Regions from separate parts of the Homo sapiens genome. Here region 2 is linked to region 1. A link is a loop called in an ENCODE intact Hi-C map of the cell type or tissue named here. Cell type or tissue: endothelial cell of umbilical vein. All regions are shown on one strand. Each heading gives the region's core, and the rest is flanking DNA. Links, peaks and the distances in the headings are about the cores only.

The links. A loop is a pair of places that touch in the nucleus more often than their neighbours do. Peaks named below come from ENCODE experiments on the same cell type or tissue, not always from the same donor. Only the 100,000 strongest peaks of a DNase experiment are listed, where the experiment ranks them.
Region 2: a loop joins it to region 1, with 2.9 times the contacts of the local background. A loop is called at or near these places in 23 of 110 quality-filtered maps.

The regions. Positions count from the first base shown.
Region 1 is chr19:47,435,188-47,439,571 of GRCh38, forward strand. SLC8A2 (solute carrier family 8 member A2) reads right to left here. Exons shown (of 10, transcript NM_015063.3): 7 at 2,662-2,786; 8 at 2,275-2,374. Among named protein-coding and RNA genes, the nearest start is that of MEIS3, 18 kb to the left of the region's middle. RefSeq lists an enhancer at 1,407-1,908. In endothelial cell of umbilical vein, for the core only: a CTCF peak has its summit at 1,618 (motif pointing right); a DNase peak (open chromatin) is centred at 1,634.
Region 2 is chr19:47,611,320-47,615,703 of GRCh38, forward strand. All of the region lies in intron 1 of BICRA (BRD4 interacting chromatin remodeling complex associated protein), which reads left to right. Among named protein-coding and RNA genes, the nearest start is that of BICRA, 4.4 kb to the left of the region's middle. RefSeq lists enhancers at 1,284-2,115, 3,778-4,384. In endothelial cell of umbilical vein, for the core only: no CTCF peak of the experiment used is centred there; a DNase peak (open chromatin) is centred at 2,052; H3K27ac peaks cover 1,378 bases.

The DNA of each region.
Region 1 (4,384 bases), core at 94-4,093:
AGCCTGGATGACAGAGACTACATATCTCAAAAAAAAAAGACATGATAGGGTCACCGTTGTCATAATCAGGATTATTATTACAGTTATTATTATTGTTATGTTGTTATTCTTCCTCCACCCCGATCTAATCACCTGATCTAACCACCTGGTTTCTATAAACCCACAGCACGATGTACGCTGGGTCTCTACGACCGCCACCTCCCACCTCGTTTCAGTTCCGCCTCATCCTCCGTCTCCACTAAGTCCCCAGAGGAAGGAAATGCTCCGAAGCTCAAAGAGCCCCTTGCCATCTCCCCGTTGTTCGTGGAATGAACCTCAAAGGAGCCTCTGCAGGGCCCGTCTCCTGCTAGTTTCTTTTCTTCGTTTTTTTTTTTTTTTTTAGACGGAGTTTCGCTTTGTTGCCCAGGCTGGAGTGCAATGGTGCTATCTCGGCTCACCGCAACCTCTGCCTCCCAGGTTCAAGCGATTCTCCTGCCTCAGCCTCCTGAGTACCTAGGATTACAGGCGCAGGCCACCATGCCCGGCTAATTTTGTATTTTTAGTAGAGACGGGGTTTCTCCATGTTGGTCAGGCTGGTCTCGAACTCCTGACCTCAGGTGATCCACCTGCCTCGGCCTCCCAAAGTGCTAGGATTACAGGCGTGAGCCACCGCACCCAGCCTCTACTGCTAGTTTCTACAGCCTCTACCCACACCCTCTCCACTTTCCTCCCACAAGCTCTCTCTAGCCCCAGGGGCTTCCCCCATTCAAAACCCTCCATGGCTCCCCAGTGTGTTCAAATGCCACCCAAGCTCCCTACTGTGGTCCACAAGGAGCAGTGTAGAAATGTGCCGATTTCCAGCCTCATCCTGGTACCTCTTCCTCCCGCCCAACACCAGGCACCCACCCAAAAAATGTGCCATAATCTCGCACACTCCAGGGCTTCTGTGCTTGGCTCTCCCTCTGCCTGAAACACTCTCCCTGTCTTCTCCCTCCTCCTGGCTGACATCTTTACCCATTTGAAGACTCAGCTGGGAAGCCACCCCCTCCAGGAAGCCCTCCCTGACTTTCAGGCTGGGTTAGGAACCGCATCAGGGCTTTCCTCCGGGTCTCCCATCCCAGCCCTGCCTACTCTGGGTTGTCTGTGTCTTGTGACATGTCTGTCTCCTGCACTGGGCTGTAAGCTCCATGACAGGGCCAGAAATCACTTCTGTGTCCCTGGCAATGTCTCACATAGGGTCGGGCCCAGAAGATCCCTCAGAAGTATGTCAGAAGAATGTGGCTTCAGAGGGAGATGCCACTTTGTTTCTACTGGGCAAACAGTCTGGTGTTTCTAGGACTGCTGCCTTGTATTTTCCCATCCCCTTAAGCCTGGTTTCTTTGGATCCTGCTCGCCCAGTTTCTTTGCAACCACAATTCCATGTACGCCTTCAGTCCCCAAGAGCTGGGGCCTTAACCCTGATGTTATGTAAGAGATTGAAGCCCTGAGCTCCGACCTCGGGCCTTTTCTGGACTCCCTGTGGGACTTCAGGCCACTCCCTCCTCTGTCTCTGAGCCTCAGTCTCCCCAGTCCATATCACAAAGGGCCAGTGTTGGCTTCCAAGACCGTCAGTGGGTACAAGTGTCGTAGTGTCTCTAGCCACAAGGGGGCAGTGTGGGCCTGTCTGAGGCCAAGGAGGGTGGTGACCCGCGCAGGTAGGAAAGAGCTCGGTGCCCTGGTGACTGTCTCCAGGGCAACGGAGGAACCCAGGCTCTCTCTGGGGTGGCCACACCATTTAATCTGTTCCCACCCTCCTGATGCCTGATGCTGGGAGAAAGCCCAGGCTGGGAACCCTCCCGGTTCAGCCCAGAGCCAAACACAAACCCTCCCAGCCGCTCCAGCCACCACCTCTCCCTTCTCTGCCCTTTCTGTATCCTCATCTACCTGCCTCTCCCTCTCCCCGGCCCATTTCAGTTTGCACCGTTCATTCTGTCTCATGTCTTCTCCATGTCTCTCTGATTCTCCCTGTGTATTTCTGTGTGTCTCTCTCTCCTGCTTGTATTTTTTTTAGAGACAGCGTCTTGCTCTGTTGCCCAGGCTGGAGTGCAGAGGCACGATCATGGCTCATTGCAGCCTCAAACTCCTGGCCTCAAGCAATCCTCCCGCCTCACCCTCCCAAAGCGCCAGGATTCCAGGCATGAGCCACCGCGCCCGGCCTGTTTATCTTTGTGCCTGTCTCTCCATTCATTTCTCCCCCTTTCCCTGTGTCTCTGTCTCTCCATCTTTCTCTCTTCTCTCTCCTCCCTCCCCACTTACCTGCGCTCACCGTAATTGCCTCTAAAAACTGCTCCCTCCATGAATGGGTCCCAATTACCAAGGCCAAGTTCGTTTTCTTGATGAGTTTATCCACCGTGTTCTGGGGATGAGAGGGTGGGGGAGAGGTCACTGCCCCTGAGCGAACCAGGGAAGCTCCATGTTGGGTCCTGGGTCGGGGGCTCACAGCCTGTGCCCAGGGGTCCTCAACTTTCCACACCCCCGTTCTGAAGGCAAGCAAGGAAAAGGGAGGCATGTGCTGTCCGTGGTCCTGACGTGGGACCCTTCTTTGGCTTGATCTTAGGAACCTTGTGGCTCCCCGCTTTCCGGACCCTCCCCAAGGAAATGAACCAGGCTGGACTCCAGGAAGGTGAGGCCCCGGAAAATCACCTTAAAATCATATGACTCCTCGATGATGACCTCCAGCCGGCAGTTCTCCCCAAGAACTGGCTTGCCCATCTCTGCTATCCTCCGAGCCTCCTCCTCCTCGGCTGTTAGCTTCCTGTCCCCATCCCCTGCAGCATGAGGGGTGGGGGTTAGACTCCTGGGAGACCTACCTAATTGGGCCTGTGACGCCTTTACTACCTGTCCCCATAGTTAGAGAAAGCCTATCTGTTCTCCTCTGGGAAGCTCCTTGGTGACTCCTCCCAGCCTCCCACCTGACCACCGTCTCCTTCAACCCTGAGGTCCAGCTCCCAAGGGTTGGTTCATGATCTTTAGTTGGTGGGCTCTGGGGTTCGTATGGTGGAGGCTGTGAGACTTTAGGCAATACCTGAGCCTCTCTGTGCCTTAGTTTTCATAACTGTTAAACGGGCACAATAATTAGTACCTACCTCATGGGGTGGTTGTGAGACTTAAATGAGTTAATTCGTGTGAAGTGCTTAGAACAGTGCCTGGCACACAATAAATATTCAATACATGTTACTATCTTTATTATTATCACCAACATTATCATCATCGTTGCCACCCTGATAGGGGAGGCCTGGTCTCTACATCCAGTTTCTGGAAACATCCTAGAGTGTGGCTGACATGGTAAGGAAAGGGGAGGACATCCGATTTTGGCACAAATCTTGGAACCAGACCCACCTACATCCTGGTCCTGAGCTCGCTTCTCTCCCCAAAGTATGCTGACCCCTGACTCCAAGCCCAGCAGCAGCCCAACCCTAATTCTGGTCCCTAACTCTGAGCTGGACTCTCACTGTGGCCCCAAATGGAAGCCTGTCATCAACACTGACTCCAAACCCCAACCCTCAGCCCTGGATCTGACCTCAGCACAACCCTAGCCCTAAACCCTAATCCCGACTCTAACATTCACCATAACCTGGAGCATCAATAACCCCAAGCCAAATCCCACACTCTATCTCCAGATCTAACTCCAGTCCTACACCTGACCTCAAACCTCAGTCCCAACTCCCAACTCTGACACCATCACTCATGAGGAGCTTGACCACACGGCAGAAGCTGAAGTGTGTTCACCTGAACCTGTTTCCTCTCCTTCCTGGGCAAAGAGCTGAACTACATTTCCCAGCCTCCCTTGCAGCTGGGCGTGGCCACGGCCTGAGTTATGGACACTAGAATGTGGGCAGAAGTGATGGTCAGTCCCTCCAGGCTTAGCCCCCGAAAACCTCCCATGTGAGCCTCGAAACTCTCTTGCCCTGTTCACCAGCAGCAAACCCAGCCACAATGCCAAAGCTCCCTGGCACAGTGGAGTCACAAGATGGAATGGCCACATGGCAGAAGAAAGCCACCCACCAACTAGGAACACTCTCGTAAAACTTTGCCTGAGAGGCCAGGTACAGTGGCTCATGTCTGTAATCCCAGCACTTTAGGAGGCCAAGGCAGGTGGATCACCTGAGGTCAGGAGTTCGAGACCAGCCTGGCCAACATGGTGAAACCCCATCTCTACTAAAAAATACAAAAAAAATTAGCTAGGTGTGGTGGCAGGTGCCTGTAATCCCAGCTACTCGGGAGGCTGAGGCAGGAGAATCTCTTGAACCCCGGGGGGTGGAGGTTGCCATGAGCCGAGATCGCACCATTGCACTCTAGCTTGGGCAACGAGAGCAAAACTCCGTCTCACAAAGACAAACAAAGAAACAAAAAACAACTTTGCCTG
Region 2 (4,384 bases), core at 169-4,168, 180 kb after region 1:
GAAGTTGGGCTGAGGGCAGGATCATTTCACTTGTGGCTGGAATGGAGAATTGTCTGCAGGAACTGAGAACTGAAGGTGTGTGAGGAGTGGGGGAGGGGGAGCCCCAGGCCTGGCCAGTGATGGGCTCGGGGTACCTGGGAGCTGGCCCCACTGTCATCTTCTCCCTTCTCTACCTGAGCGGGGGACTTGGCCCCATTTGCTGCTACTCAGCCCTGAAGTAGAGAAGAGAGAAGCTGAACTGTTTGGGAATGTTGATGTCTGGTTGTTCCTATGCCCTGTGACCCGCTGTCGCTTTGCCACACCATGGCCCTTTGATGCAGCTAGCGGAGAACTTTCTTGCCTGTTCTCCTTGGCATGATCCACTCTGTAACCTTAGGCAGGTCATTTAACTGCTGGTCCTGTTTTCTCATCTGCAAGTGGGGGTAATTATAGTTCCTTTAAGTGACCTGGAGGTGGGTAAAAGTATTATCCAAACGTGTCATTCATATTTATCATTCAGCAGGCCGGGTACGCAGTGTGGGCACAGGGGAGGAATGTCAACTGGTGGCATTTAATTTTTTTTTTTTTTTGAGACAGAGTCTCGCTGTGTTGCCCAGGCTGGAGTGCAATGGCCTGATCTTGGTTCACTGCAACCTCTGCCTCCCAGGTTCAAGCGATTGTCCTGCCTCAGCGTCCCGAGTAGCTGGGATTACAGGCACCCACCACCACACCTGGCTAAATTTTGTATATTTAGTAAAGACGGGATTTCACCATATTGGCCAGGCTGGTCTTGAGGTCCTGACCTCAGGTAATCTGACTGGCATTTAAATTTAAGGCCAGGTGCCATGGCTCACACCTGTAACCCCAACACTTGGGGAGACCGAGGCTGGAGGATTGCTTGAGCCCTGGATTTTAAGACCAGCCTAGGCAACACGGTGAGACCCTGTGTCTACAAAAAATGAAAAAATTAGTTGGGCATGGTGGCACTCACCTGTGGTCCTAGCTACTTGGGGGTGCTGAGGTGGGAGGATTGCTTGAGCCTAGGAGTTTGAAGCTGGGGTGAGCCGTGATTGTGCCACTGCTCTCAAGCCTGGGCAAGAGTGAGACCCTGTCTCAAAAAAAAAAAATAAATAAAATAAAAAATGTAAAGGTGAGTGGCAGAATACCTTTGCCCCAGAAGAATTCCCTGTGGTCTGGGAAGGCCACCTGCAAACGAACAATTCCCCTTCAGTGACACGCACCCTCTGAGCGCTTTGGGGACTAGGCCCCTACCCCTTCAGCACTTTACCCATGCGGAATACATGCTTAGCTGTAGGGGCTGGGGGGCTGAGGGAGAGGGGCTGGGGGGCTGACGGAGAGGGGCTGGACCCAGCTCACCCAGTGTAGGAGGTAATACAGGTGATCTTGCCATTTTACAGATGGGGAAACTGAGGCCAGGGGAAGCATGTTCCACGGCCGAGCTGGGACTCCAAGCCAGACGGCAGAGACTAGTGGTGGGGGTTCCGTATTTGTCAACAGAACTGGGGAGATGGTGCTTCATGGGGTCTGATCCCAGGAGCTTTAAGGGACCCCTTATCCCCGCAGCCACTGTCCCCTCCTTTAAGTGCAGTTATTTCCCTTGGCGAGATGACAGGCATAAGTAATAAGAATTCTCGGGGGAGGTGGGCAGGAGGAGAGGGGCTGTGGGGACACCCAGATCTCTCAAGATTGAGTGCTGGCTGAATGTAGGAACTGATCTTTTTGGGGGGCTGGTGGGAGAAGTCCGAGTGAGGCCCTAGAGGGTCTCCCGGCTGACTTCCTTCTCAGAGGCCTGTGGCCCTTCCCTAACCTTCCTTCAGGAGGTGGGGTGTGCCCCAGGCTGTGGAAGGGCCAGGGGATCAGCACCCAGAGGCCTATGAAGGGGGAGTTCCTGGGGGTGTATAAGGCTCCCCAGGTTCCCGTGGGCCACCTTGTAGCCCAGGTCTAGCCAGCAGCCCAGTTCCCCCGCCAGCTCTCAACCCCCACCCGCCAGGCTGCCTTGACTCCAGGTCTCAAGAATGCAGAAGGCTGCTGGTAGGGGAAGTTAATTGGAAACAGGAAAACATGGCATTCCTTTCCAGGCCGCCTGGGCTTGGAAGGCAGAGGGGCTGCCATTTCCCTTCTCCCGCCCTGCAGGGGAGAGGGGTGGGGAGTATGGTTATCTTGCCCTGGTCATATTTGAGCTTTCTTCCCCGACCAGGCACCCTCACTTAGTAGAAACAAGAGCAGTCACCCGTGCCGTGTCCACGATGACAACTGCTGCCTGCTCCCCCAGCAGAAGAATTGCCCCCTCCTTACTCACCCCTTCATATCCCTCTGGTTTTTTGTCCCCTGTCTTGTCTGAGCTAGCTCCCTGGTAGGATGCACCTTATGCCACACTAGAGACGCATGGGGAGCGTTTGGTTGAGGGGTCCCCAGGGAGTGTCTCCTGGTTCCGTCCCTCGCATTCTCCTCTGCCTGGAGTACCACCAGTAGAGTTTTGTCCCAGTTGACTGAAGCTTTTGTGTCTCAGTGACACGCAAGTTTCCCCAGTGGAGAGGGAGAGTTTTCTAAGGCATTTCTAGTTTGGTGACAATTAGTTTTGTGTATGAGTGTATGTATTCATTGGGGGGAGGGGGAAAGGAGTGTTGGCACAAGCAGAGAAGGCCTTTGTTTCTTTAATTGTTCCCAATTAAACTTCCTGAGGGCCTACTGTGTGACAGGGCCCTGGGGATCAGTTAAGACCTTGGGACACAGTCCAGGAGGAGGAGAGAGAACGGTTGGATTAGCCGCTGTGGGGTTTCATTCATTCTGTCTGGGTGGTCTGAGACATCATCTTTTTCTCTGTCTGCCTTTTGTTCCTTTTGTTCTAAGTGATACACACACGGGGCAAATTCAGAACACTAAAGATGGTGTCTCTCCCTCTAACCTCTCCAGAATCCCTGGTCCCCTAGCTCTCTTCCCCAGAGACAGCACCTCCATTCTGATGTTCTGTGCATGTACTTTTATATATGGATGTTATGTGTTTAAAACTATTCAGGCCGGGCATGGTGGCTCACGCCTGTAATCCCAGCACTTTGGGAGGCTGAAGTGGGCAGATCACCTGCGGTCAGGAGTTCAAGACCAGCCTGGCCAACATGGTGAAACCCCATCTCTCCTAAAAATACAAAAATGAGCTGGGCATGGTGGTGCATGGCTGTAATCCCAGCTACTCAGGAGCCTGAGGCAGGGGAATTGCTTGAATGCAGGAGGCGGAGGTTGCGGTGAGCCGAGATTGCGGTAGCACTGCACTCCACTCCAGCCTGGGCGACACAGCGAGACTCTGTCTAAAACAAACAAACAGACAAACAAAAAACTATTCATCTTACACAGATGGTAGTCTGGTCTATGCATTGCTTTTTTTCCACGCTTCATCTCCCTGGGAGACCCTACCAATGTAGGTCTTCCTCTATCTTTTTCTTGGCTGCATGGTATTCCTCTGTGTGGGTGAATCCTCCTTTACTGTTATGGACGTGGAGGTGTTTCCAAAGGTTTCTGTGTGAAGCATGGGAAGGCATACGTCCGCACATGTTACAGGGAAATGAGTACGCCTGTGGGATAGACTCCTGGAAGTGGGATTGCTAGATCAAGGGCCAGTGATTTGTCTTTTGGTAGCTCTTACGGAGCACCTTTGATGTTGCACGTTGCATCTTTTTTTATTTTTTTGAGACAGAATCTTGCTGTGTCACCCAGGCTGGAGTGCAGTGGCGCCATCACTTTTCACTGCAGCATTATCCTTCCTGGGCTCAAGTGAGCCTCGCATCTCAGCCTCCCCAGTAGCTGGGACTACAGGTGCACGCCACCACGCCCAGGGAGTTTTAATATTTTTGGTAAAGACGAGGTCTCACTGTGTTGCCCAGGCTGGTCTTGAAATCCTGTTCAAGCACTCCTCCCGCCTTGGCCTCCCAATGTGCTGGGATTACAGGCGTGAGCCACCGTGCCCGGCCCCTCATGCTGCACCTTGAAGAAAGTTGTTCTCTTTCTCTCCTCTTCAATGTGATCCCACCTGTCGCCCAGGCAGCATCTCCAGGCTGCACGTGTCTTTGCCTCAGGTGACCTCCTTGTGTCTGATGACCTCCTTGCCTCTTCCTCCTGCTTATGGCCTGCGTCATGTGCTTGCCACCTGGTGTGGAGGTCAGGAGCGTGGGCTCTGGGCCCTGCCTGTTGGTTCTAATCCCAGTTCTGCTATTTGCTGGCTGAATGGCTGTGGACAGGGGACTTGCTTGGGGCCTTGGTTTTCCCCTCTATTAAGTGGGTTCATATCAGTACCTACTTGGTAAGGCTCTTGTGAGGGTCCCCAAACACCCATAAAGTGCCAAGGTAGCCTTGTCAGTCAGTGTCGGTGTCACCTGTCATTCTTAGGCAGTTT